Regions from separate parts of the Mus musculus genome. Here region 1 is linked to region 2. The links are chromatin loops, found by intact Hi-C in ENCODE. Cell type or tissue: heart. All regions are shown on one strand. Links, peaks and the distances in the headings refer to the core of each region. The heading gives the core; the rest is flanking DNA. Region 1 overlaps Cpsf6 (cleavage and polyadenylation specific factor 6). Region 2 has its middle 13 kb from the start of Gm32141.

Region 1 (15,105 bases), core at 7,729-10,228, 97 kb after region 2:
ACCTGATAACACATGAATGTATAGCAGTAAAAGTAAAAATTACAAACCTTGTTATTTGTCAAAGCCCTTCTGTTGTCTAGGAGCCAGTTTCATTTGAAAACTGGTTTTTAATGTGTAAAAGCAATCCAAAGAGATGAAATTTTACAGACACCAAAAAAGAGAGAGAGAGACAAACAAGTCAGAGAGAAGAAAAAAGGAGTTAAACACGTGTAGTTCATATAGAGAGGCAGTGACAGCTTGAGCTTGTCTTGAGTCCCAGCGTCGCTCAGTGCTGTGTAGTCACATTCCTTGCAGCTAGTAGTGAGATTCCACAAGGTATTTCTCCTGACGTGGCACTTTGAATTCAATATACTGCTTTGAGGGAAAGGAAATAGATTTGTAGAAAGGATTCCTTCAGTGTAAATTTACATGTGTTTATGTTTTGTCAGTTTTCATCAGCAAGATGAGCAAGATTCTAAGTGACTTGCCATAGTTGTTGATCATGTCAGGCCATTTCATGTCTCCTTAACCTATAATCTTAAGCAGTTAACTACAATTTGGAATTTACAAATAGCATGTAGCTTAAGGTATTATTTTAATTTGATTCTCCTATGGAGACTGTTGCTTTAGTTTTTACTAGTTTAAAGTCAGTTCTAAAAATAAACATGGACGCTTTCATGAACATTGTATAATATTTTATAGTAAAGGGGGGGAAGTTGTTTAAAGGGTAAGACTTTATCTTTCCCTGTGTTGACACGTGCCAATAGCCTGAGTACATTCTGTTTCATACAACAAGATGCCACTGCAAGACTCTTCCACTGGAGTGCTCATGTCACTTCAGTTTTGCTACCCAAGTGGTTGTTGCAGTGTCTATATCTTGCAAGGTGGCCCCAATATTGTGTTTTAAGCTTCAGCTTCAGTTATTTTAAGAGGAAGTTTATGCTCTGATTCTTCACTGAGAATTCAGTATTGAGATTCTTGCTATTACACAGATAGACTGATTTCTAAATTTTATTCATGAACTTCATTTGCATCCCATAGCCCTCTGTAAATGTTTCCCCCAGTTGTATGTACTTACTAAATGCATGCTTTTTCATTGTACATACTAGACATTTTTTGTGCTAAAATTTATTAAGTAGGGTTTTTGTAGCAAAGCATTCTATTTTTATGTTCTTATAGTGTATGTGTTAACATTAATATTCAGTTTAAACACTGGTGTATTTATTTTTAGCAACTTGACTCCTAGAAGCCTTAGACTAATTTTTAAATAAACATTCAACCAAAAATTATGAATTTCTTGAGATGTGGCCTTATACGTGGTGTTTTCTGTGTTCATAACGTGAAATATTTTAAATTTAGATTTTATTTAAATCAAGATTTAGAATTAGTTTCATTTTAAGTCAAAATAGAAAATGTATTAAGCGTCTAGGCTTCTGGGAGGAAGTTCTTAACACTCTTCTTTCTTGGCATTAGAAAGAAGCAATATGAATTTATGAATATTCTAAATATTCAGGCCATTGTATTGTGTTCAGATTGCTTTAGGCTTGTTTTAGCCCAGTGTTTCTTTAAAGTTCCAGGTGGTTGGCATTCATGAATATACAGCTACTGTGGTTTTTATATGGGTGTATGAAATCTTGGTTACATATAGGCAGATTTCTGTTTTTAAAGAATTCCTGCTACATTAATTATACTGTATCAGGAGGCATTTAAAATATTAGGTAACATTTAATTGAAGTCACACAGGTCTTGGATGGTATTCGTGGATAGTAAATACTACGAGCAGTTTTTCATATCAGAGAGTGAGTACCCTAAAACTCCACCATGGGAGTAAATTAAAATAATTTCATAATTGGCTATACCCTTCATTTTAGTAAAAATACTTCATTTTGAAAGTTATTTTTTTGCCACACTGTTTACTGCGTAACACTTCTCAGCATTTCTGTATGCAAACTATTTTAAAATACAGTGATCAATTCGTGTTTATTTTTTACTTCGGAAATTGTAGTACTCAGGTGGTATTCAATGGGCAATGATTCTTTGATGTGAATCATAATGTATTTTGAGGACTGCAACTATAACACACGACTTTAGCCTTAAGAAAAGGTCTATTACTCCTTCCTTTGCATCCCATGGTATATTAGCAAAGTAGTTTACAGCCCTGCACAGCCTTACAAAGTTGTTTTACAATTTTTTTATGGAAAACCCTTAACAAGAGAAAATTGTATCATATTACAGTGCTGATGAGTTATTGAATGATCACCCTTTGTAAATAAGTTGTCTGATACCAGAAGGCCAAAGAAAGTCTTGAGATTTTAGCTATTGAATGTGGTGACTTCATAAGATTTCTGTGCAAAAGGTAAGGTGAGATTCCATTCAGTAGGCATTCTGTTGATGTCCATGAAAACTAGACTTCCATATTAGCTTCCTTCAAAAGGCTCATTCCCATTTTATTAAAATGTTTGTACTTGCAATTTTGTGTTTAATGTTTACTTTGTCTTTTCTTTCTTTAGCATTTAGGTGACTGTTCAGCAGTTTTCTATATGGCCATTGTTGGCCTAAAACTGCGCTAGTAACAAGCATGGTATTTATCTTGTATTGAAAATAAAAACAAAGTTTTGGTAATACTTTGCAGTTTGTTCTTTTTGTTTGACTTATAATTTTGGCTTAACTATTTCATTTAACCTTGAAAAATATCTATTGGGAAAATGCAATATTAATAGAGATTAGCCTTTCATTTCTGTTTTGTGTAAGACAACATTTCTGAGAGTGGTTATTTTCTCGTGGCATATTTTAAAAGTTTGAATTAAATCCATTTGTGTGCGTGTACGCATGTGTGTGCCAGCCGTGGTCCAAGTGTGGAGATGGGAGGACAACGTGACGGGTTAGGTGGCATTACCTTCACTTGCTGAGACATCTGGGTAGAATTATAATCACCTCATCCTGAGATTATGAACCTCACTAGTCCTTTAGAATTAAAAACGTATTTGGATCATAGCTATAGTTACCAGTTAACCTGGGAACATTATAGGACATACTTTTAAATATCAGATTAGTTCTTCAAATATTTGATCCATTGGGGCTGGAGATATAACTCAGTTGTGTGGAGTATTTGCATACAATGCTGGAAGTCTGGGTTTGATACACAGCACCGTAATAGACCTGCTGCAGTAGGGCACATCCTAGCACTGGGATCAGGAGTTCAGATTTATCCCCATCTGATGAGATTCAGGCCATTTTGGGGTATATTAGAGTACTAAAAAAAGAAAGAAATACGGATATATAATAGTTGAAGTTGTAAACAATTTCTACTAATTTCTCAGTAACAGTGCTAAGTAATTTAGGTTAAAATAATGCATGTTACCTCCAGTGTTTGTGTAGCATTGTTAGGTTTGTTGTTACTGTTTATGCAGTTTTAAAAATAAATTATTTATTTACTTTATGCATATGAGTACACTGTAGCTGCCTGCCTTCTGGCATACCAGAAGAGGACATTGGATCCCTTTAAAGGTGGTTGTGAGCAACCATGTGGTTGCTGGGAATAGATTGAACTCCAGACCTCAGGAAATGCAGTCAGTGCTCTTAACCGTTGAGCCATCTCTTCAGCTATCTTTATGCATTTTAAAGTTGCATTCATTGGAATAATTTGAGGCTCTGTATCTATAGCCTTCATGGAACTGTGTAAAGTTAGTGGGAATATCTTAAAAGAATACATCAGACTAAAAAGGGAATCTGCCACAGCCAGGATTGCCTCAGACTTAGGCTATAGCTGAGGATGGCATTGAATTTGGGATCCTTCTACCGTGTTTAAGTGCTTCATAACAGTCATGGTGCCGTTGTCATTTTCTGCAGTGCTAGGGACTGAAACCAAGGCCTCCTGCATGATAGTCAAGCACTCTACCAAGTGGATTACAGCTCCAACCCAGGCAAAGCCATTTCTGCTAAACAAGGGATTTAAGCCGATTTTCCTAGTCTTCCTGCTTGGGTTTCCTAACCATGATTACGAAATAGCTACTTTGTGGGCCTTTTCAACTTTATCGTTCATTAGCGGTGCTTAGGAATTTGTGTATGCACATTGATTCTGATCAGGTATGCAGGATGAAAGATAAATAGTTTCAAAAGTCCATAAAGTCAGTTGGCTGTGCTACTATGTGCCTGTAATTGTCAGCACTTGGAAGTGGAAGGAGTGAATCTAGTTGGAGGCTAGCCTAAGTAAGTTACCAGTTAGCCCTGTTTATGTGTCTGTGTTGTCATGCAGGTACTTGCCTGTCAGATCAGAGTACAGCATACAGGGTTACCTCTTGCTTCCCACTTTGAGATACAGCCCCTTGTTTCTGCTGTACTGGCGCACCCCAGCCTAGCAGGCTGTGATCAGTTGGGGAATCTATCTGGACTCCAAATCTCAGTATGAGTGCTGAGATTTAAAATGTGTGCCACTGTATTCTGTTTCTGACTTGGGCTTTAGTAATTATGTTGTCAGACTTTTTTAGCTAGTGCTGCGTTTACCCAGTTAGACCCTACACTTAGTGGGAGGAAAGACCCCACACTCAGTTATAGAGAGCTTTAGCTTTTTCCTGAACATCACACTGAAATCTGAAGAGTGGGGCCTGATAAAGGGGAAGCACCACCTTTTGGAGAAAGAAAAAAAAGCCTGTGATTCAGTGTGCTAGGTAGGAATTTAAAGAATGCTTGTTTGCCTGGAGCAGGTATTGAAGAACATGCATACACGGGCCACAATTCAGTTAGCATTTCAAAGCATCTTTACAGATTCAATTGGGAAAGATGAGGTAGGTAGGACAGTGAAGTTTACAACTTAGTCAGGAGATGGAATACAAGGAAGAGAGAAAAAGTAAATGAGGTGGCATACAGTGAAAAATGAGAAGCTTGTATGATGTTGTGTCTGACAGTGCCGATGGAGCCCATTAGATGACATTTAAAGGGTGCACTTGGTATTTTTGCTGTCCATTTTAATTTTGAAGTTGAGAACTGGGGTTAAGTAATCTTTAGTTACAGTTAAAATGGAGATCAAACTAAGTTTGTAAGAATTTGGACCAGTGGTGACAGCGGTGTGAGGACGCAAACAAGCTACTCACTGAGATCAGTTGTATGAAGTACTACTTTTTTGGGCAGAAACAGAAAAATTATTTTCAAAGGAGAATAAATACATAAAAGCTTATAGGTTTGTACTTAGGTGGTAGGAAGTTTATGATATTCGTATTTAGTGATCCACCTACTTTGAACTAGAAATTGAGAATATTTTGTGTAGGTGCGGTTTGTATTTAGGCGAAGTAATTATCAAAGCTTGGCAGGTATTGAGTTTTAGGCTCCATTTTACTTGTGGCAGTTCATTTACATGCATCTATTTCGGAGGGGGGGGAGGTAGATGAATAAAGCTGTGGACAAAGGCTGTCAACTTGACTTTGCAGTTTGCTGCTTATCAGCCTAGCCACAACATTATAGCTTACCCATTCACTCCCTGTGTGAGGGTGTGTGTTAAAGAATGGGGTCATTTTTCATCACACTTTACAGAGGAAGCTCTGATGGGCAGAATGGAAGTTAGAAAATGCTCCGGGCCAGGCGTGGTGGCGCACGCCTTTAATCCCAGCACTCAGGAGGCAGAGGCAGGCGGATTTCTGAGTTCAAGGCCAGCCTGGTCTACAGAGTGAGTTCCAGGAGCAGCCAGGACTACACAGAGAAACCCTGTCTTGAAAAACCAAAAAAAAAAAAAAAAAAAAAGAAAAAGAAAAGAAAATGCTCCGGGATTCCCAATTTAGTTACTTGTCCATCCCTATCATGCTAAGCCCTACTGTCACAATTTTTACGTTATATTGATAATTGAACTGTAATTAGGAATATGTTTATAAATGTTCACTTCCTCAAATTTTGAGTTCCTATTCTCTACATAGATTTTGTGAGATGCTTTGTATTTAAGTCAGTGCATAGCAAGCAGCTCAAGTACTATTTCGTTTTCTTAAAGTGTCACATAAATATGCAGGGACAGAAGAATTGGCTTAGTGGTGAAGTGTGAACATTTTTGGGCAGGCATCCAAGCTTGATCCTCAGCATCCACATCACGTATAACCTACGTGAACACTTGCACGCATGTGCACAGATGCTACCTTTGTGATTATCTGTCAGATACCAAGTAGATGGATGGCTATAAAACTTGTGGAAGGAGCTGCAAAGGTGCCAGCACTGGCTGCTCTCCCAAAGGACTCAGGTTCAATTTCCAGCCCTCAGTGGCAGCTCACAACTGTAATCCCACTTCTAGGGTATACAGTGCTCTCCTCTGGACTCTAAAGACACAAGGCATGTTCATGGCACATAAATATGCATGCAAGCAAACTCATACACATGAATAATAAACGATAAGTTAAAGCATATACAGATTTAGAGTTTAGAAAATTTGGCCTTGGGGGCTGGAGAGATGACTGCTCTTCCAAAGGTCGTGAGTTCAAATCCCAGCAACCACATGATGATAGTTCACAACCATCTGTAATGAGATCTGATGCCCTCTTCTTAGGTATCTGAGGACAGCTACAGTGTACTTACATATAATAAATAAATGTTTAAAAAGAAAAGAAAAGAAAATTTGGCCTTGTTTTCCACTTTGAAGCATCTCACTCATCCTAGAAACACAGCTGACTTAGAAGATGTGTAAGTTATTATGCTCATCTAGCAGCTGTGTGAATTTACTAGTGGGTGCCAGCACAGATCTCAGGTTAGCCTATGAGTAGACAAGCTCTATAGAGTTCACATGTCTTAGAAATGTAGGGTTCGTAGGACATTTTATTGAGCTTCTTTAGAGTAATGATCTGAGAAGAGTACACTGATGTAGTTGCCTTCCATTGATTCCCCTTGCTCACATACATACTAAGTACAGAACATGGCATCCTCCATCAGGCCCAACCTGAGCTGTCATAAGTGAAATGTAACATTCACATTACTTTTTAAGATCTTTAGAGTATGTCTGTCTGTCATTATTTTTAAGTACTCCCAAGGGAGTTTAGTCTCCCTACTTTGTCTTGAACCTTGACCAGGCTGGCCTTTAACCCAGAGATCTGTCTTCCAAGTGCTGGAATTAAAGGTGTCCATCCCCACATTCTGCTTCTGTCAGTTCCTAATTCAATCCTCCCAAGCCTTTTTGCTTAGTGGCAAAATCCACTTAACAATAGGAATCTCAAACTTAACACGCTGAGCCTGAACTCTGACCATTGGCACATCCCTTCTCTATTACAGTTTAGATGCTGTGTCCGAAAACTTGGCACTCCCCTTGGCCCATCACATTTTACAGGTAGTATATTGGGATATTTCCCATCAATGAATACCCAGGGCCACATATAGTCTCTTTATAGCAGTATCAGAATCCTGCAGTGGCTTGCTCCCTGTTTCTTTACTGAAAGCTATAGTACTTAAGAACTTACTGAGTTCTGGGTCCTCCTTTCTCAGACCAGTTGATCTAATTTGTCCCTTTTCCCCTGTGCTCAGCCTATTCCTGCCTTTTTCCCCCCTCCCCGTTTTTTTTTTTTTTTTTTTTTTTTTTCAGACAAATCAGCATGTTCCTCCCTTTGAATCTTTGCATGGTACCTACAGTGTGATGCCTGGAGTATTGTGGGTATCTATCTATACAAGTGTTTCAAGTTTATTCTCACCAGTCAAAATAGGTTTTAGCAAGTAAAGATATATACAATGTCAGAGGACTCAGTTTTGATCGCAATCACAGGTCTTCTTACATGTAGGGAACTAAACCCAGGGCCCGGACACGGTAGAGAAGTGCTTCACTGGTCAACCTGGCCTACACTGATATGTGCTCAAGGCCAGCCTGGAGCATGTAGTGAGTTTGAGGACAGCCAAAGCCACATAGTGAGACCCAGTCTGAACAAAAAGTAAATAAGATTGAGGTTGGGCAGGGGTGGTACCTGCCTTTTATCCCAGCATTGGGTGGGCGGGGCAGAGGGGGCGCAGAGACAGGCAGATCGTGAGATTGGTCTACAGAGGAAGTTCCAGGAAAGCCGAGTTATTTCTATTCACTTTCTGTTGTTTTGCATAATATGGTGGGGATGAAAGAAAAGTTCTGACGGCACGTTAAAGTAGAAACAAACCGTCTAAAATATAGTACTTGGACTATAAATTTTTGAGTGTGTTGAGTGATTAAGTCAGCTTTATAACATTTTCTCATTAAAGGCCTAAAACTCAATGTAGAAAGTGGTCTATAGCAACATTAACACCAGTGGGCCTGGGAACTGAGTTCTGCATTCAATCACAATTACCGAGTATCTGAATACACACTGCAGGTTTCTTCTATTTTTGCTTGGTGTTTTTTTGAAACAGTGTTTCTCTGTGTAACATCTTGCAATTTTTGTGGACCAGGCTGGCCTCAAACTCACAAAGATCCCACCTGTCTCTGCCTCCTAAGTGTTGGAGCTAAAGGGATGTGCCACCATGCCTGGCCTTGTTTGGTTTTGTTCTTCAGATAGGATCTCATTCAGGTTGCTTTTGAACTCAGAAACATGCTTCTACCTCCTGACTGCAAGAATTATAGACCTGAGCCAACCTATTTTTAGATTGCCTATAATGCCCATCTGGTACTTAAATTTATATGCTATAATTTAAACTAGTTCTTATCACTGGCTATTTGGGTTGGTTCTATTTTTGTTACTAGCAGGGATCACTGTAGTATCTTTTTATCTTAGTGCAGATCTCTTCTAAAATATTTTCTTTAAATATTTGATTAAGAAAATGAACAGTTGAGGCTGGAGAGATGGCTCTGGAGTTAAGAATCCTGTCTTGCTGCTCTTCCAGAGGACCTGGGTTCAATTCCCAGGACCCACGTGGCAGTTCAGGACTATCTGTATAGAACTCCAGTTCCAGGGCATCTGACACTTTACACAGATGAGCATGCAGGTAAAACACCAAGGAACATAGAAGTAAATTATACATTAATATAAGAAAGTGAACAGTAGAGAGGGTTGAACACATTAAATTGCCCTGATGAATAATTTTTTAATATACTTTTTTGTTTTTTATGGTAGTTTTGCTTTGTAACCTTACAGATCCAGTATATGGCCTTACAGTATTAGGCAAGCACTACCAATTGAGTTTTAACCTAATCTTTAATCTTTAATCTTTTGACTGATTTGTTAGTACTGCCACCTAGTGATAGGTTTGCATACATTTTGTAAATTGTGTAAAGGGTAAGTTCATAATAATATTTTTCATTGGGAAAATCTTTCAGTAAAGAGATTCAGGATCTGTTGGGTGTGGTGTGCACACCTTTAACCTCATCACCCAAATCTGTGAGTTCAAGACCTGTGTGGTCTCCATAGTGATTTCCAGGACAGCTGGGGCTGTACAGTGAGACCTACTGAGAACCTGTGATGGCGAACACTGCTTGTTAACTGGGCAGGTTACAGAATCACCTGGAAGGTGGCCTCTGGCTCATCTGTGAGGGATGATCAAGGTGAGTACTGTCATTGTGGGTGGCAGGCACCATTTCATGAGCTGGGGTCTAAGAGGAAAAAGTGAGCTAGTAACTGCTGCTGGCACTCAGATCTTCCTGACCCGGGTTGAAGTCTGATCAGCCCCTTCATCCTCTCCCCTTCATGCTTGCCCCACCATCTTGGGATTCCCTTCATACTAAACTAAAACAAACAGTAGCTTTGCGCAGATATTTTGTTAAATCAACAAGGGAAGCACCTAATATAGAACTCAAATTATATGACCAAAAAAAGGACAGACGCATGTACTAACAGCGTAGACATTACTAAAAATTCTTTTAAAACCCATACCCTCTATAAAGGCATGCGCTCACGGTCATGAGCTGACACTCTTGGTGAAGTTGTTGGGGCTCTTGTCTTACTGAAGATATTTCTAAATTTATCCAATATACATGAGGTTATTTAAAATACTATTTTGATGCTCAATACATTTTAGCCCTAGAGAATACATTTAACCTCACTTGGAGATTTTGTCCATTTTGTGATTCTGGGGCTCAAACCTAGGGCCTTGAGGTAGTAGGCAAGTAATTACCCTACCACTGAGTAACATTCCGGGCTGTCACTTAACACTAAAGATAAGCACTGTAATATTTACTTATTAGGGGCCATGGTTCCTGAGGTGGTGGGAAGACAATGTGAGGGAGTTGGTTTTCTTCTAAATGTAGAGATCTTTGGGATTAGACTCAGAACATTGGGCTGAGGTTAGTCCAGGGTGGGGTAGGGAGCAAGTGCTTTACCCACTGAGCCATTGCACAGGTTTATAATGAGAATTCTGGGTTTTAAAAACAAAACAAAAAGAAACCCAGAAATATCCCAGCATAGTGTCACATGCCTTTAATCCCAGCACTCAGGAAGCAGAAATAGGCAGATCTCTGATTTTGTGGTCAGCCTGGTCTACAAAGTGAGTCCAGGGCAGCCAGGGCATATTACACAGTGAAACCCTGTCTCAAAAAGCAAAAACAGGGCTGGAGAGATGGCTCAGTGGCTAAGAGCACTGACTGCTCTTCTGAAGGTCCTGAGTTCAAATCCTAGCAGCCACATGGTGGCTCACAAACCACCCGTAATGAGATCTGACACCCTCTTCTGGCATGTCTGAAGACAGCTACAGTGTACTTACATATAATAAATAAATCTTTAAAAAAAGCAAAACCAGACAAAACCCAGAAGTATAAGAATGTGGTTTTGTTTTAATCCTGGTGTGGGGATATGGGCTACTTCACACTGGCCACAGCAGCTGAGATTTGTCTGGGGCTCTAGCAAAGGTGCAGTTTTGCCAGGTGTAGGTAGGTCTAGGCTTGTCTGATGTTTGGAGTTCTGGGGACTTTTCAGAGGGTAGGGCCCCAAGAGCTGGGCTTGGTGGTTGGTGATGATGGTTCAGGGGAGTTGGTTACAGTTTGTTACTAGTCCTGCTTTAAAAAAAAGAAACAAAAAGAAATTAGAATTAGGGGTTATCCCTTCTTTCCTATCTAGTGTTGGGGAGAAACTGCCGGGTAGGATAAAAAGTGGGAAAACACTCACAAAGTAGCTAAGTCCAGCTACAAGTGGCAGCCAAATGTGGGACTTGATAAAGAAAAAAATGGGAAATTTGGTTTAAAATTTCATAGAGGTAATGGCAGATGACAAAGAAAAAAAAGTTGATTGTAGCTACTACCACTGGGATATAACCGCACTTTGGTTCCGGGGGGGGAGGGTTTCTGGTATTTTATATTTTATTTTATTTTTTGTCTATTTTTTCTTTTTCTTTGTATATTGTTTCAAAAAGAAAGATTAGAAGAATTGCTGAGCAGTTGGAAAAATTGGGGGTGGAAATGGAGGGGCCTGAGAAACTAAAAGTGGCTGAGTGGGAAAACAAAAGGGATCGCTCTGCTCGCACTCTTCAGAAGGGTTGCAGAGTTGCCAGTGCAGCTGGAGAGGGGACGGAGGAGCCCCAGAGCAGGGGGCTCTGTCCTGGTGACTGAGCAAGAGTGGGAGTTCCCCACAGGAGGGAAGAGGGAAGGAACTGGTGCAGGGCTGTGGGGAGAGAAGCTGAAAAGCTGGAGGACAGTCTGCTGGGACCAGCTGGGCTGTCAGAGCAGGAGTGGGGCACCCCGGGGTTAGGAGATCACTCTCAACCTTCCTGTGGAACAAATTTATGACAAGACAGGATAGTGTCTCGTATAGAAACGATAGATCTAAGGGCATTTTAAAGAAGCCGTGGTTTCATATGGATGCACTCACCTTATGTGGAACAAATTCTAACTATAACTGGGTTACTTAAAATTATTCCCCAAGACTTGAACGGGCTGGTAACAGCAGTACTAGAGGCTGGACTGTGGTTGCAGTGGTTAACATGGTGGACAGAAGAAGCTGCAAATATTGAACAGCAAAAGAGCTAGGAGGAGAATGAATATAGTCAAAGACAAGTTGCTGGGTGAAGGATGGTACTATGATAGACAAGAACAGCATCGATTTGATGATGCTTCTATAGAAAAATGTCACTTGGCAGCTTTAAGAGCTTGGGACAAATTTAAGGAGCCCAGGCAAAGGTCCACCTTGTTTACAAAGATTATACAAGGCTCTGAAGAAGCCTTCAGTGATGTTTTACAAAGATTAGTCTCCCTTGTGAACCAAGCTGCGTCAGACTCTGCTGCAAGGCAGAGGTTGGTAGAAACCTTGGTGTATGAGAATGCAAATATCAGATGTAAAAAAGTTATTAGACCATTAAACGGACGAACAGTGCTTACAGATGACCGGATAAAATATGCGACCAATATTGGTCCTAATATGTGTTATGTGAATATACTATGTCAAGCCATAGTTAGAAGTCTCCAATATCAAAAAGCCCAGTGCTTCCATTGTGGGAAATACAGTCATTTGCAATAGGACTGTGAACAAGGGATCTCTAAAGAGCCATGGTTTTTCTAAATAAAATCCAAAAGAAGGTCTACACTTCCAGGGTTATGCAAGCGATGTTGCAAAGATTTCCAGTGGACCAGTGAGTGTAGTCCAAAGGAGATATTCAAGGTAATTTCTTACCATTAATTACCATTTCATGTCCATTTCATTATCATATACAGTTTCACCAGGAAATGGTCCTGGGGGCTTAGCGCAAGTACCTGCAGCAGAAAGTACAAGCCATTTGAGCCGAGGAGTGACATGCAGATCAGCAGGTGCAGGCATCATGGCTCTAGACTTGTCTATGGGTAAACATCTTACTCTATCTGGAGAAATTAGGTGTTAAAAAATAGCTATTGGACTTTATGGCTCTTTGCCCTGAGGTTCAGTAGGGATGATCTAGAGGGGGAGTGGGTTGACTTCCCAGGGATTCACTGTGCATCTAGGAATTACAGATGGCCGTTTCAACAATTAATTATGGTCTATGTCAAAAGAGAGATGCAGTTTACACAGGTGATCTCAGCTGCTACTGTTTCCTAACATCAAAGGCAAAGCCACTGCAGTAGAAAGCACACTGACCCAAAAAGCTCTTATTTCATTGAAAATGTCTGTTTATAATTTCCCACTATACCCAGCTTAATTAATGGTTTAATACATGGGGAAAATGATGGGAGAATTCTGGAATTTTAGTTTCTTTAAAGATAGAAGTATAATGGTTTTTTGTTTTAATCCCAGGTATTGGGATATGGAGCTGTTTCAAACTGACCACAGCAGCATACTAATTTGTGCTTTAGCAGAGGTGTGATTTTGTCAGCTCCAGATAGTTTCTGTGATTGTGTGACATTTGGGATTCTGGGAACTTTTCAGGCGGTGTATGAATGCTAGGGCGCGGAGAGGCAGGGTTGGTGGTTGGTGGTCATTCAGCGGGGTTGGTTGCAGTTTGTTAGTCGTCTTGCTCAAAGAAGAAACAAAAGGAAAGAAATTAGGTCCAGGAATCTGCCCCCCCCCCCCCATCCTTCTTTCTCAATCCCTCAGGGCAAAGGGCCATAAACTCCAATAGCTATTTTATAACACTGAATTTCCCCAGATAGAGTAAGATGTCTAGCCATGGACAAGTGATAGGTTGTGAAATGGGGTCAGGGTAAAGAGTGGGAAAAAGAAGAACCACAGTGTAGCAAAGAAGACACAAGAAAAGAGAAATTAGACTCCGGAATCCTCTGTCCTCTCTCTCCTACCTACTGATGGCAGTGACGTGGTATGGGTGGGATAAAGGGTGGGAGGAAGAACCCACAAAGTAGCAAAGACCCATTATACAGGCTCTCATTTTAAGGTTTTGGTTTTTAAATAAATCTATGCTGTCCCAAGTTCTGAATAAAACGTTAAGTGTCTAGACTCAATACATACAGGAGATTAGGTTGCTCTTAGCCCTAGGTGAAAGTGTATAGATTTTGTCTTCTTGAACCAGGAAATGAGATACTTCTCCAGTGACAGGCGTGAAGAATGTGCAATGAAATGAATGTACGTAGAAAGAAAGAAAGCATTGCGCTACCTGAGAAAGGAGGTAAAGACTAACACGCTGGGCCGTCTGGAAGGAAGTGGGAACCACATATACTGACCACTTTCTCAGCACTATTGTACGAGCATCGATCCTGGAGTCAAGGGAGAATGTGGCAGGAATTATTTTTTAGGAATCATTTGCAAATACACAATGTGAACTACTAGAATCAAAAACTGAGCAAACTCAATGTACAGAATCAGTTTAGAAACCAATGTAGCTAATGTAAAATGTGAAGTCCTTTCTGCTGGAAGTGTTAAACTTACCGGAAGTCAGTCAGATGAATGAAAATTATTGCACCTGCTTAGTTAGGAAGAGAGAGTATTGTAATACAATTTATCCTAAGTTAGTTAAATTAAAATCCCAAGGGATTTTGTTACAGAGTGTAACAGCCTGGCTCAGAACTTTATCTGGGAGTTGAGAGGCAAATGAGTACTAAGAAGATAGAGACAAGGTAGGACTTGTTTAGCCAGGTACCATGACCTGCACTAAGTAGGATAGTCCAGGCTCAATGCATTAGTAGGTAGATTACAGAAAACAATAGGGACAGACAGAAACCATTCGTGTGAAGCTGACTTGTGGTAGAGTGGGAATTGCTGAAGACTATTCTGAGAGGCAGATGTTACAACAGGATATTTAAGTCTATAGAAATAACTCTGGGGGGGCCAAGTAAGTACTTGATGTTAGAGGCAAAATAAACAAACAAACAAACAAACAAACAAATAAAATAAGTAAATAAATGAATGACCTTGCATTTCAGAAGTTTGGGTATTTCGTTTGCTTATTTGGACCAGTTTTACATTGTAGCCCAGGCTCCCTTGAAACTCACTTTGTAACTCGGGCTGGCCTCTTAATTCCTGGCAGTTTTGAAACTGACATTGATGAGCTACCACAGCTGGTGCAAGAGAATCTTTTTAATACATAATAGTAAAAAGGGCAATTTTTAAAGTGGAAAGAGGAGGGAAGGTCCTATACCGTGAGAAGAATATTTGAAATACACAACTCACTAAAGACTAATGTTTATAACGGGGCTGAGGCTACAGCAATAATAGAATATTTGTGCGCATAATGACCTAGGTTTGGTCTCCAGAGTAAAAGTGGGAGGTTCTTCTTCCTGTCCCCGAGCTCCCAGGACGACAACTCTGAGACTTAAATTATCTTTACAAACACCTTGGCCATAAGCTTTGCCTGTTCCCGGACTAG
Region 2 (15,105 bases), core at 4,959-7,458:
TGCTGGAGTTGTGCCTGATCAGGTCCTTAAAGCCAGGCTCTGTTTCTGAAACAATGACAAACTCAGACCACCGCTTGCCCCGAAGACCACCAGGAAAAGGCTGAGCGGCAGGGGGCGAAGCCCACACTGTGAGCGCAGCGTGCGAAGCATTGCATCACGTTATGGGACCGCGGGGTGGGGGTGGGGGGTAGGGGGGAACGCCTCCTGTGGATTTCTGGACCCCAACGTGGGGTCCACCGTGAGAAGTTACTTATTTCTTAAAAGTGAAATGGGAGGAAAGACACCTCTTTTCTCATTGGATCTCAGGATGAGCTGAGACAACTCCTATACACCCAAGCCCTGATCCCAGCAGACACTGAGGATAATAAATGTCAGAGTGGGCTGCCCTGGCAGCGGAGGTAGGGGTGAAACAGACCAATGAGCTAGGCTTAGAGATGAATGGGGAAAAATATCCCATACAGAGTGAATCCAAGCCAAAGTGTCTGCCCCGGACAGGCAGAATGGCTCAGCAGGCCCCATTCACCCAATATGGCCCAAAAGGATTCTGGCTAATTTTAAGATTTATTCAATCAATTATAGACTTAGAGGATAATCGAGCATTCTTTGTTTCTCTTGGCAAAGTCCTGATTTGCAAAGTCCTATTTGGCAAGAGAAAGGCTGAATTCTTTCTTTCTTTCCTTCTTTCTTTCTTTCTTTCTTTCTTTCTTTCTTTCTTTCTTTCTTTCCTCCTTCCTTCCTTCCTTCCTTCCTTCCTTCCTTTCTTTCTTTCTTTCTTTTCTTCCTTTTTTTCGAAATAAAATTGTTTTAGTAACAAAATATAGATTGCATGAACAACCGCAAAGTCCCTTCAGGTCAAAACGATGTGCCCTGGTGTGGAGCAGGTAGGAAGAAGGACAGACCTGAGCTTCAGAGTCAGACAGAGGAGTCTCACTGGATGCATCCCGCTCAGACTGCAAGGAGACGGTCACAGACTATGGGCTGGCTCTCTGGGGCCTAGTTTCCTTCACCACAGTGAGTGGAGATCGGAATACCTACCTGGTGGCCTGTGGTAAGGGCTCAGTGAGGGTGAGACATTTCTAGCATGATCCTCACACATGGTCTTCACAAAGACTCCGGGCAGCTTGTCCTGAGTGTGTCTCTAAGAAGCTCCTAAGAGACAATTAGAGATGCAGTTGACCCATTGCCATGGTCCCTATATGATGTCTAGCTTAAACAGCCTCTTGAGAATTTTGGGGTTTTTTTTGGAGACAGGTTTTCATACAGCCCAGACCCACCTCACTGTGCATCTGGGAAGACCATGACCTCCTGGCCCTCCTGACCTCACTTTCCAAATGCTGGGGTTCCATGTGTGTACCTCCTCCGTGCACGGCTTTATGCAGCTCTGGGGATGAGACCCAGTGCTTTGCAAAAGACACAACAGCCTTCTACTAACTGAGCCACTTCCTTGCAGTTCATTTTATGAAGGAAATAAGAGAAGTCAAGGAGAAAACATTAGGCTGACATTTTCACGGTGCTGGGGCCAGCTGCCTTGGGGCCCTGCTTTCAATAGCTGCCCACAGAACAAATGTCTACAGAGCACATATTTATTTTAGAATTAGGTTGGGTGATAGGGAAAGTACAGTGAAAAATAATCAGACTCTCCCACCCCCACCCCAAGAGTGCACAGCCCAGGACTGTAGAGAGGGCTCAGGGGTTAAGAGCACTTGCTGTTTTGCAGAGGACCCAGGCTTGGGTCTTAGCACCCATGTGACAACTTCCAATCATAGGAACTCCATTTCAAGAGGATATGATGCCCTCTTCTGGCCTCCTCGGGTACTGCACACACGTGATGCACATGAACACATACAAACATGCACATATACATAGAAAGAAAGAAAGAAAGAAAGAAAGAAAGAAAGAAAGAAAGGAAGAAAGAAAGAAAGAAAGAAAGAAAGAAAGAAAGAAAGAAAGAAAGAAGAAAGAAAGAAAGAAAGAAAGAAAGAAAGAAAGAAAGAAAGAAAGAAAGTGAAGAAAGTGAAGAAGTTTCATAGTTCACTGAGAGAGACAGAAAGACATGCAGGGAATTAAAATGCAGGCGAGTGTGATGGATGTTGAATGGAAGGAGGAACAAGGTATATGTCCCTGAGGCTAGCAGCTTCCATGGCCTCATATTTACTTTAGGTGAGCAGAGACACTAGATTGATTGATTGATTGATTGATTGATTGATTTTGGTGCTTTACCTGTATGTGTATCTGTGTCAAGCTGTCAGATCCCCTGGATCTGGAACTACAGGCAGTTGTGAGGTGACCTATGAGTGCTGGGAATTGAACCTGAATCCTTTGGAAGAGCAGCCAGAGTTCTGAACCACTGAGCCATCTCCCCAGCCCCCTACCCCTCCAAAAGTATGCTTTCTTTTTGAATTTACTTTTTGACAGAAAAATATAAAGGCAGGATGGTGGTAACCTGCCTGTTACCCCAACATTCAGAAATCTGAAGTAAAGGGATTGTAATTTGAGGCCAATCTGGGCTAAATATGGAGTTTCTGGAAAGCCTGAACTATAGGGCAAGACTTTGTCTCAAACTAAATCAATAAATAACTAATAAATAAACACAATGAGTCCCAGTATATCTACTTACCATTTTAAAAATATAGGATTGGAGAGATGGCTCAGCAGGTACAATGCTGGTTATACGAGCACGGGGATCCTAGTTCAATGCCTGAACCTATCTAAAAAGGCAGACTTGGTGGCAGGTTTGTAATCCCAGAGCTGGGGAACCAGACACAAGTAGATCCCATGGCTTGCTGGCCAACCAACCTAGCTTAATGGGTGTGTTCTGGTCAAGAGAGAGAGCCTTCTCAAAACATAGTTCCTGAGGAATGACAAGTAGGTTTGCCCTCTGTCCTACACACACACAGACGCACACAGATGCACACAGACACACACACATAGACACATGAACAGATACACACACAGACAGACACACATACACACACACAGATACACAGATACACATGCAGACAGACACACACATACATACACACACAGACAGACAGACACACACACATAGACACATGAACAGATACACACACAGACACACATACACACACACAGATACACAGATACACATGCAGACAGACACAGACACACACATACATACACACATACATACACACATACACACACACACACAGACACACACACAGATACACAGATACACATGCAGACAGACACACAGATACATACACACACAGACACACAGATACACACACAGACAGACACAGACACACAGATACATACACACACAGACACACAGATACACACACACACACAGACACAGACATACACATTCATACACACACAGATACACACAGACACACACACAGACACACACAGACACAGACACACAGGAATATATGCAGTCACATGCACAACTGTACCCTCATGTAAACATGAACATAAGCATACATACGCAAATAATAACAATAATAAAACAAATTATAGGCTGCTGATGTAGCATGGTGGCAGAGTCTGGTATGTATAAGGCCCTGGGTTCAAGCCTTAGCAAAGGTAAACCAACATGCATATATGTGCATACACACACACATACTATGGCTTGAAAATGGGTAGTAGTTTCCAAAGACCACTGTGTTAAAGGTTTAGACTCCAGGAAAGTATTATTGAGAAGTGGGGAAACTGTGAGGAGGTGAGGTTTCATAAAACCTTCGGTCCTTGGGTCACTAGAAACATGTCTTTGAAGGGGACTCTGGGACCCCAATATCTCAGTGTCTTTCAGATGTAGGAGGATGGCCTTGCCACATCTTTTCAGAGCCGCAAAGATTAAGGCCATCTGGTTCTAGGCTACCTACCACTTGTAGAGCTATAAGCAAAAATAAACCTTTCCTCTTTGTAAGTCGATTGTCTCAGGCATTTCGTTACAGTAACATGAAGCCCTCTGATATACCTACTATTCGAAGAGAGTTGAAATCTCCTGTGTAGCCTCCTTCCTCATTTATGCCTTTATATTTCCACTGCATAGGTCTCTGTCTTGTGTAAACAGTCATTTTGGAGCAAAACAAATTTCAATTTAACAAAGACTTCGTTTGTGGACATTTATTTAACTGGCTGACATTGCTTAACATTGAAGAGACTAGCCGAAAGTCAATGCCAGTCAAGGCTGGGAAGACGTTTCCCACGGTGCTCGAGTTTCGCTTCTGTTGAAATTATTAACCGACTGCTTTGGAATTTTTGAAACGTCACTTTTCTGCTAAGACCGGGTATAGATTTTTCTGAACTTCCCAAGTTCTTAGGAGAAACACTAGTATTTTTAAGTTCTTATGTAATGAATTCGATGATTTATTCACTGTAAATATCACCCTGCTCTTCGCTTCCAGGACTTCTGCTGACGGGGCGGCTGTTGCATAAGCACCCCGTAAAAAGGCCCTGTGGAAACGGGCCTGTGATAAAGAGAATGTTATTTCAGTAACTCGCTGCAGGACTCCTGGGACCAATTTATGTCTCTAGTTACATAAGCAGTCCGGTTTGCTGCGATCCTTGGACCACCACCGTGGGCACCTGGAAGGGCTGCTGTGAGCGCATAAAAGCCAGCTCAGCTGGACACCAGGCTTAGAGATGGCTGCCCACGGGGCTGGATGGAAATGTAAAGGCCAAGTGGAAATTACAAACCCAACCGTGAGAGGCAGCCAGAGGGGGCTGGGAGTGGGGACGAGGGCGCTATTTTAGGTCTAATGAGAGGAGAATTTGAAGCAGAAAGGGCAGGACACATTTGGACAGTAGGTGGCGCAATATCGTCCTCGTGTTGCTAAGAATTAGACCTGGAGGTGATGAGAGGAGTCAGGTAATCCAGGAGCAAACTCAATAGACAATTGCCGTGGAATGCATACATTTACACACACACACACACACACACACACACACACACACACACACACACACACACACACAGAGAGATATGCTTAGAAACCTGTGGATAGAAGTAACAACCCTACTGTAAAACTTGAATGCATTAATGCTCTCAGTGTAATTGTCCCCTATCCCTCCACGATGTTCCCCGGAAGTGCTCTGTCTACTCAACAATGGACCAAAGTGCTGACTGAGTGCATCACATCCCAGACACTTGCTGTTGACACAGGAGAGTCCTGTGCTCCAGGTCCTCTCTGAAGGGTGTGCCCTTTAACGGAGAGAGGACCTCATTCTTGGTGCAGCCACCATGCCATGGAAAACAGATGCCCATAGCCGGGGAAACCTGGCTGGCTTGAGGACCGCCCTGGCTTTGTTCTGGAATGGGTGGAGGTTTGCTTCAGCAAGAGTTTGGGTTCTTCTACTTGAGATGCTGGCGATACGGAAGAATCCAGAGAGGACAGAGGGAGTTTGGGAGAACAAGGCTTGCCCTTCTGGGACAGATGGCCAAAGGCCAGCCACAGCAAGGAGATTTGATCCAGTGTTAGACCTGCCGCTCAAAGGCTAAACAGAGCGTGGGACCCCTAACGGCAGAACCTGGACTAAATGGTAGGTAACCAGGCATCTTGTGAAAACGCAGAGTGGGTGAGCCAGGTAGTTCAATTTTAAACTGAAGCAAGGAGCTCAAGAACTAGACGTGTCCTCAGAGAGAAGCGAGTGTTTAGCAGTTCCTGGAGTATCTAAAGGAGGCCGATGCAGAGCAGAACAACGTGGATTATTCAAGAGATCTAGAAAAGGAAGGTGTCAGCATAGTGCCGCGTGTGTGCGTGCAGCAGCATCACCAGAGAGCTGGGCCGGCGCCACATTCTGGGCTCTTGTAACTGTATTAGCCTTGTGCACTATGCACAGAGCAGACGGAAAACTGCCCCGAGGACTTGAAATTAATCTGTGTGGAATAAACATATTACACTGGATGCTCACAGGTACACGGTCAGTTCAGATAGGTAAGGCAGGCAGTACAGAGGCCAGCAAGATCAGAACTGGGGGAGGGCATCAACAAATCCAGAAAATATGAATCCAGTGTGGGGACGCGGACCTGCCCTTCCCCTTTGCTTGTATGTCACAAAAACTGCACGTTTCCTGATCACAGAGACACCCTCTTCCGACCTCAGCTTGCGGTGAGGACGTGGACTACCACACGGTGGCGCTGCCGTCTAATCGTTTGTCTCTTAGGTCATCCCGTTTGTCGTGATGGCCACCACGTGTGCGTTGACCGCCTCTTCTTCTTGTTAGCTTACAGGCTAAACGAGATCTGGGAGCCACCATGAAAGGGAGAATTCTCCCTGATGGAGTCGCAAGATTCCGGCCCTCGTCGCAGTGACATTTTTCTCTCATTGGTATGCGTGCTCTTCAGTCCCTCGGGACATTTCAATGATAGAGGTCAGCACAATCAACAAAGTCATATACTGTCACTGCTGAGGTCAGATTCCGGGCCACGGGAAGGCCTTCGGGTCATTTTTATTTACTCTGTCTCTTTGTTAGCGCAGAATTCTGAAGCTCTTACTGAGCTGACCCTGGTTGAGAGCATCGTGGCTTGACTTCCTCTTCTGCCCAGTCTTGCAGCTGATCCTGAGGGTACTCTTTAATAAGCACACTGAAAACAAGTCTGAAGCACCGCCATTATTTGAGAGAATGAAGTCAACACTCAAAGAGAAGCGGAAACCAGAGAGAGAGAGGCTGGGCACAGTCAACCGGAGAGCCAACTCTAATGCAGGCTTCCTGTGGTTTGACTTGTAACAACCAGATGGTTCACGTTTGAAAATATTCTGTCTCCAGGCTGGTTTGAGCCGGCTCTTTAAACAGATAAGAGGCGTCTGAACACACTGTATGGGCTATTCTTAAATATTAGTTTAAAGGATCCCTCGATTTAGACAGCTTGTTGAAATTCTTGTCTGATAGCACATACAAGCTACTTGAACATTCTGCATTTTGATTTCTTTTATTTTCTTTAAACTTTTTTATTATTAATTAACTTACTCATCTGTGTTGAGCCAGGGTCTCAAGTACCCCAGGCTGGCCTTGGACTTTCTATATAGCTGAGGATGGCCTGGATCTTCGGATCCTCCTGCGTGCTGGGATTACCGGCACGTGCGACCATACCTGCTTTCTGGAGAATAGGGAATTGAGCTGTGGACTTTGCACAAATTTAGCAAGCACTCTGCCAGCTCCCCCAACCCCAACCCCAACCCCTCACCCCAGCCTTGCTTGGTTTCTTCAGTGCTGAATTAACACTAGCAAGGACCTACTTCATGGCACTATTGGACGAATTAGATGAAGAAATACACGCAGGTTGCCTGGAACAGGGCTGGACACATTAGGAACCTCTTCAAGTTATTGGCTCCAGGTTCAGGTCACCCGTTACCTGGGACTTTCTAAGAAATACCTTTGCTGCTCTGAGGATTGGTAAAATCATGGCAAAAGATGACCAAGAACTCGTCTGGAGTTCCAGGAGGCGAATGCCTAAGGGAGCGAACTCAGTAGCAAGACCGAGGGACTCTGGCACAGGGGGGAGCCTAGGTCTCCTCAAGCTGTCCTTGGGCGGTGCTGCCAGCACCATATGCAAACAAGGTTCTGTCTTCACCAAAGCTGACTCTCCCCACCCTCACCCCCAAGTAGTACATTTCTGCAACATTGGCTAAACAAAAAAGGGCAACGAGAATGCACCTGCCAACCGCTAGCCTGAGGTTTCCGTTGAGCAGCGTTTATGGGGCAGTATATTATAGAGCAGGATTTTTTAATAAGCTATTTTTAAATAATAAATGAATATAGATTGTATAAAATCCCGTTGATGAGGTTGCTGTGAGGACAGCAGTCCTCCAAACCCCCCACCCCCTTAGGTTCTACGCCAACAATCATGATGCCATAAACAATTCCATTACTCCTTATTTATGTACTGTATCCAGTCTTGGTGTTTGTGTTGTGTTGTGTTGTGTTGTGTTGTGTTGATTTTTGGCTTTGGTTTTGTGTTGAGACAGGGGCTTTCTATGTAGTCCTGGAAGTCACCATGTAGCCCAGGCTGGCCTTGAACTCACAGAGATCCATCTGCCTCTGCCTTCCAAGTGCTAGGATTAAAGACCAAAAAAGATTTTGTAATGACGAGTTAATCATAAATCCTTTACAATTCATTCGTTGACTTAAAACATGAAATTTTAAGTTTCCTCTAGTTAATTCCTCATTTAATCTTATAAATTTTATATTTTTTAACCTTGAAAATAAATAAAAAAACATCACACACCAAAATTAACCAGGTCTGAATCTGTACAACTCTGTGAACTTCTATACAGCCCCGCCCCTCAGATGGAAGTACGCCTCCTGCCCCGCCCCCTCAGATGGAGGTGTTCATCCTGTCCCCATTTGCTGAGATTACTCACTTGGGCCACCATGTGCAGCCTAACTGCTTTTAGTAACTCTGAAAAAGTTGAATCAGCAGGATTTAATCAGAACCACAACATTACTTGACAGAAAGATCTAATACAAAGATTTTTTTTTTTTCAACAGCTCTGCCTGTCCTGGAACTCTATGTAGACCAGGCTGGCCTGGAACTCACAGAAATCCTCCTGCCTCTGCCTCCCGAGTGTTGAGATAAAAGGCGTGCGCCACCACAAGTGGTTTCTTCCTTCCTTCCTTCCTTTTCAAAGGTGTTTTGTCTCTGCATAGTCTTAATAGTATACCAATGATGGCTTTGTAGTACATGTCATCTCTAACTGAAGGGGTTACTGTAAACCAGGGTTTCCCGGCCCTGCTATTGGTGCTACACTGGATGGAATCCCTTGTAGGAGCCTATCCTGTGTATAGTAGGGTGTTTATTTCAAAGCATTTCAGCTCACCCAGCAGATGAGAGCAATGCTCCCTCACCTGCCCTGCGCCTCTCCAACTCTTGGCAAACGTCCCTGCCTTAAAGTTAACTCAAATGAGCGAAGGTGGGGAGCAGCTGCCACCCACAGCGCTCGGAGAGGAGAAAGAGAAGAGGCCGGAATTGCTTAAATTAGAAATCTGCTGATGCTCGTTCTCTGCATCGGGCACGGCGAACCCAGTGCTGCCAAAACTGCACACCGGACTCCACTGTTACTAGAAAGGGGGCTGCGGTTTGTGGGACAAGTCTGCGCTCTGCAACTGCGGCGGCCCTGACCTCTTCGGCCTCCCTCGAGCGCCCCCTATAGGCAGAGTCTCGCAGGGAGCCAGCCTGTAAGACGTCTTTAACGGAGGGGAATGGCTAGAATTGGTTCTAGTGGAGACTGCTGAAATCATTCATATATTAGCCCACGTGATTCTCAAACTTTAAAGAGCTAACCAACCACTAGCCCGAGGCAAGGCTGGAAATCTATGCGGGAATAACGGGAGATCACGGCAAGTTTGAATTTATGCCTGTGGAGAGAAAAAGCGCTTTTACATACTTAAAGGCAACAAATTAATCACGTTTGCCTAGTGGCTAATCCTATCCTCTGTGAATTGAGTCTTACTGGTCATGTTCTCAGCGTAACCTTACTTCCGATCTTAATCTTCCGATCTTGTCTTAATCCATCTGTGACCACTGTCCCTAACGGAGCCAGAGGCTAGCTCTCCGAGACTCCCAGAGCCTGCTGAATTTGACTTTTTGTCTTTGCTGGTTAAATGTTTCTTTCTCCCACAAGACTTAATGCCTCGGCAAGAATAGCGTTTTATTGATTTTTGTTTGCCCACAGTCTAACTTACTAAGTATTCCTTAAAAGCCTAATAACGGATGAACTGTCTGGAAGAAAAAGAACAGAAAATATAAATGTGTTTGCAAACAGGCATGTCCCAGGGACAGCCTGGGCTCTCAAGATGGCAAAGGAATTAAAACACTTTAAATGAGCCGGGCGTGGTGGCGCACGCCTTTAATCCCAGCACTCGGGAGGCAGAGGCAGGTGGATTTCTGAGTTCGAGGCCAGCCTGGTCTACAGAGTGAGTTCCAGGACAGCCAGGGCTATACAGAGAAACCCTGTCTCGAAAAAACAAACAAACAAAAAACACTTTAAATGGCCAGGCACAGTGGTGCATACCTTTAACCCCAGCACATGGGAGGAAGAGGTAGGTGGGTCTCTATGGGTTTGAGGCCACCCTGGTCTGCAGAGTGAGTTCCAAGTCAACAAAGGTTAAATGGTGGTGGTGGTGGTGGTGGTGGTGGTGGTGGTGGTGGTGGTGGTGGTGTGTGTGTGTGTGTGTGTGTGTGTGTGTAGAAGGAGGAGGAGGAAAGATGGGGCATCTGTGTGCCATGTTATCTGTGTGGAGACTTGTGGGAATCCATTCTCACCTTCCTCTGTGTGAGCCGGGATCAAACCCAGCTTATCAGGTTGTACAGCAAACGCTTCTACTGCCAACCCCTCTCAGCTGCCCTCTCCTCAGCTCTTCTGCCTTTTTCAATTCACTCCTTATTTTCCACTCCTGCAGAGCCTCAGGCTGGACCTGCCCAGTGCAGTGGAGCTGTCTGTGCAGCCCCTATCTGACCCTCTGCTTACGGTGACTTCCATTCCTCTAACACCAGCAAGGCATCCTGAACTGCCTGGCTCCTGGCTCCCACCACATTACCTGAGAGACTCCCTAACAGCTAAACAGTTAAAAGGCCATGGAAAGAAAGCATAGCTAGAGGCTAGAGAGATAGATGGCTCCTCTTTGAAAAGTGGTCTTGGGGGCTGGTGAGATGGCTCAGCGGGTAAGAGCACTGACTGCTCTTCTGAAGGTCCTGAGTTCAATTCCCAGCAACCACATGGTGGCTCACAACCATCCGTAATGAGCTCTGACACCCTCTTCTGGTGTGTCTGAAGAAAGCTACAGTGTATTTACATATAATAAATAAATAAATCTTTAAAAAAAAAAAAAAAAAGAAAAGTGGTCTTGCTGAGGGCCTGAGTTCAGTTCCCAGCACCCAGGTCTGGTGGCTCACAAGTGCCTGAAACTTCAGCTCCAGGGGGATCCTATGTCTCTGCACCACCACAGGCCCATGTGTGTGTGTGTGTGTGTGTGTGTGTGTGTGTGTGTGTGTGTGCTCGTGCACCAGACACACACACATGAAACTAATAGAAACAAATATTTAAAGAACAAACAAGTATAGCTTTGAGGCTGACAAGATGATTCAGTGGGACACAGGCTGTGGAGAACATTCTAGATCCAGGTTAAAGCAGCCTAAATTATCTTGTCCTTGCAAATTACTGTGATCTCTGTTACCTCGTGGCCTTCCAGTCACTCTAGTTTAGTTTTCTTAATGCTCTTTGAACGGGAAAAGCATGTTTCTACCTTAGGGTCTTTGCACAAGCTGTTCTGTCCAGAATATTCTTCCACAGATATATGACTGTCTCGCCTCCTTTTGATTTTTGACATAAATACTTCCCTCCCTGCCTCCCTCCTCCTCCTCCCTCTTCCTCCTCCTCCTCCTCCTCTCCCTTCTCCTTCCTCCTCTTCCTCCTTCTCCTCATTTTTTTTGTTTGTTTGTTTTTGTTTTTTTCGAGCCAGGGTTTCTCTATGTAGCCCTGGCTGTCCTGAAACTCACTCTGTAGACCAGGCTAGCCTCAAACTCAGAAATTCACCTACCTCTGCCTCCCAAGTGCACCGCCACTGCCCAGCCAGTCTGAAGTTTTTATTCAGTTCGTCTGTGTCTAGAGGAAGGTGTTGGGCTTCTTGGTGGTGAAGCGTGGCTTGTGCTGGCGCTGCATGGGGCAATGGGAATTTGCTCTTGGAGTAGTGGAAATACTTGAGAACTGCAATCTCTTCCACCTTTATGATCTGGATGGAGTGAGTTCGGGCATGGTATCCGGGCCCCCATGTCGCGGTAGCACCGTGTGACTGCACCAGCGGTGGTCAGATCCTGGTAGGTACCCTCTGTACTTGTTGTGTGTGCCACTGTGGGAGTCGGAGCGCAGCCAGATGCCAAAGTTCTTCACACGCAGGGGTGACTTTTCAAACACCTGCCCGCAGTACACAATCTCCCCAGATGACTTCTCCAGCTGTGACACAAAGTACACAAAGCGGGAATTTGGCCAACACAAGGGTGGGTGCAAAGGTTTGCATTTGGTACAGTGGTGATGTGTGGCATTTGAGGGCTGACAAGCAGAACCCCACCGACTTGTACTCCCAAAGTGTGCCCAACGCCTTCATGGCACTGCGTGCTCATTCAACGCCACTCACAAAAGGCCCTCTGTCTCTGTCTCTCTCCTTCTCCTTCTCCCTTCCTTCCTTCCTTCCTTCCTTCCTTCCTTCCTCCCTCCCTCCCTCCCTCCCTCCTCTTCCTCCTCCTCCTTCTTTCTCTTTCTTTCTTTCTTTCTCTCTCTCTCTCTCTCTCTCTCTCTCTTTCTTTCTTTCTTTCTTTCTTTCTTTCTTTCTTTCTTTCTTATGTTTTTGGGGTTAATATAGGCCCTGTGATGGTTTTTATATCCTTGGACCAGGGAGTGGCACCATCTGAAGGTGTGGTCTTGTTGGAATAGGTGTGACCTGGTTGGAATGGGTGTGTCACTGTGGATGTGGGTATAAGATCCTCACCCTAGTTGCCTGGAAGTCAGTCTTCCACTAGCAGCCTTTGGATGAAGACATAGAACTCTCAGCTCCTCCTGAGCCATGACTGCCTGGATACTGCCATGCTCCCACCTTGATGATAATGGACTGAACCTCTGAACCTGTAAGCCAGCCCCAATTAAATGTTGCTTTTTTATAAGACTTGCCTTGGTCATGGTGTCTGTTCACAGCAGTAAAACCCTAACTAAGACAGAAGTTGGTACCAGAAGTGGGGTACTGCTGTGATAGGCCTGACCATGTTTTTATTTGAAAGAATGTGGATTTTGGGACTTTGTATTTGGAAAGCAATGGAATGCTTTAAATGGGGCTTAATGGGTCATCCTAGTAGAAATATGGAAGACTTAGTTGCTAGGAGTAATTTGAACTGTGTTGACCTGGCCCAAGAGATTTTAAAGGAGAAGAATTTCAGAATGTGGCATAAAGACTGTTTTTGTGGTATTTTGGTGAAGAATGTGGCTACTTTTTACCCTTGTCTGAAAAGTCTGCCTGAGGCTAAGGTGAAGAGACTTGGATTAATTGCATTGACAAAAGAAGTTTCAAAAAAGCCCAGCAGAGACTTTGTTCTCTGGTTAAGTCTTATAAAGAGAAGTTTGAACAAGCATAGCGAGTTTAGAAAGGAAAAATATAAAATATATAGTTCGAGTATTAAAGGAGTACCAGGAAGTGAAATGGAGCAAAATCTTGTGTTCTAGGAGATAACAGATTAAGGGAGTGGGACCTTGGGGCAAGATTCTACCCAGCTTAATTAGATCCAGGCATGGTGGTACACACCTTTAATCCCATGAGACAATCATGCTGATCTCTTCATTCAAGGTCAATCTACAGAGCAAGAACCAGGATAGCCAAGCTTAGGCAGTGAAGGATTTAGAAAACATAAAGCTAGTGGTAATGTAATAGTACAAGGGGATTGTTCTAGTTCCTGTAAGCAGCAGAACTCGGCAGCTTCAGCCATGTGGCTCTGGCTCTAGAGTTAAGAATGGGAGGAACTACTGGGAAAATTGATGCTGGTTAAATGGAGCTAAGGAATTAGCAGTGATTAAGAAGAGACCAGCATCACTGAGGTGAAATCTTCTGGAAATTGTTTTCTGGGAGGACAAAGAAGCTGTGTTCCAGAGAATATCCAAGGTTGTACCTCATGCTGCAGCTGGACTTGGTAATGTGTAAGAGTCACTCAGGTGTTACTGCTTGTGAAGGAATGAAGGGATCATGGAGAGAAGCTGAGGCTTAGCATTGTGAGAGGCCAGGGAAGGCCATTGGAGAAGGTGAAGCCTCAGCTGTAGTTGATGGCCCAGGACTGAAGGGGTCAAGCAAAGGATTTGAGGCTTGGCACCCTGAAGAGAGCCTATGAGAGGCTATTTGTGAAGCCTAGTTGGAGTGGAACACCCCAGTGTATTGGAGATGTCAGTACCATGGGATGATCACCAAGAACAGCAGCCGTAGTGGAGTGGATCAACCTGACCTTAGAGGGCTACAGAGGGCAGAGCTGGAGAAGTGATGCCAACCCTTAGGAGGAGTCCAAAATATCAAGTGGAATCCCAGACACTGAAACAAGAAGCTGTAACATTGAAATTGCCTTGGAGACTCAAAGATGTTAAAGATGCCAGAGCCATGGGTTACATGCTGAGGAAAGCTGCTAACAGGGAGTGGAACCAACCCAGGAGAAAGCAGTTTGTTGCAGTCAACAAAGATGAAAAAGGAGTGGAGATCTGAAGACCGCTTTGACATCAGCTATGGAGATGCAGAGTTTGGAGTTTGCCCAGCTAGTTTCCTGTCTTGCTTTGGGGATGACAGTTAATTAAGTTGAATGAATCTCAGAAGAGACCTTGAACTTTGGACTTTTAACATTGTTGCGACTGCTATAGACTATGAGGACTTTGAAAGTTGGACTAAATGCATTTTGCATTATGCTATGTTTAAGTATGGCCCCCATAGACTCATGTTTTTGAACAAGTCTATGGGGACCAGGGAGTGGAATGTGATGGTTTTTATATCCTTGGACCAGGGAGTGGCACCATCTGAAGGTGTGGTCTTGTTGGAATAGGTGTGACCTGGTTGGAATGGGTGTGTCACTGTGGATGTGGGTATAAGATCCTCACCCTAGTTGCCTGGAAGTCAGTCTTCCACTAGCAGCCTTTGGATGAAGACATAGAACTCTCAGCTCCTCCTGAGCCATGACTGCCTGGATACTGCCATGCTCCCACCTTGATGATAATGGACTGAACCTCTGAACCTGTAAGCCAGCCCCAATTAAATGTTGCTTTTTTATAAGACTTGCCTTGGTCATGGTGTCTGTTCACAGCAGTAAAACCCTAACTAAGACAGGCCCTTAATATCTAGGAAAGCACTCTACCACTGAGTTAACCACCCATATAAATACTTAAGTTTTTAGTCAAGGGCTCAGTAAATTGCCCAGGCTGGCTTTAAACTCACTACAGGGCTCTGGCAGGCCTTGAACTTGCAAGTAATCTATGTCAGCTTCTTGTAGCCGAAATTGCAGCTCTATGGGGCTATTGAAATACACTAGAAGGAGTTTATTTGCTACAGAGTGTCTGTTCTGGTCACTGGATTCAGAGCCTGTATTCTAGAAACTAGAACTTGTACAGTCTAGCACATAATGGGGTG

What was found. A loop is a pair of places that touch in the nucleus more often than their neighbours do. Peaks named below come from ENCODE experiments on the same cell type or tissue, not always from the same donor. Only the 100,000 strongest peaks of a DNase experiment are listed, where the experiment ranks them.
Region 1: a loop joins it to region 2, with 5 times the contacts of the local background. A loop is called at or near these places in 8 of 42 quality-filtered maps.

Annotation. Positions count from the first base shown.
Region 1 is chr10:117,332,165-117,347,269 of GRCm38, reverse strand. Cpsf6 (cleavage and polyadenylation specific factor 6) reads left to right here. Exons shown (of 10, transcript NM_001013391.2): 10 at 1-2,602. Among named protein-coding and RNA genes, the nearest start is that of Cpsf6, 37 kb to the left of the region's middle. In heart, for the core only: a CTCF peak has its summit at 9,150 (motif pointing left); no DNase peak of the experiment used is centred there.
Region 2 is chr10:117,426,582-117,441,686 of GRCm38, reverse strand. It overlaps the pseudogene Gm9002. Among named protein-coding and RNA genes, the nearest start is that of Gm32141, 13 kb to the left of the region's middle. In heart, for the core only: a CTCF peak has its summit at 6,079 (motif pointing right); a DNase peak (open chromatin) is centred at 6,096; H3K4me3 peaks cover 953 bases; H3K27ac peaks cover 633 bases; H3K27me3 peaks cover 408 bases.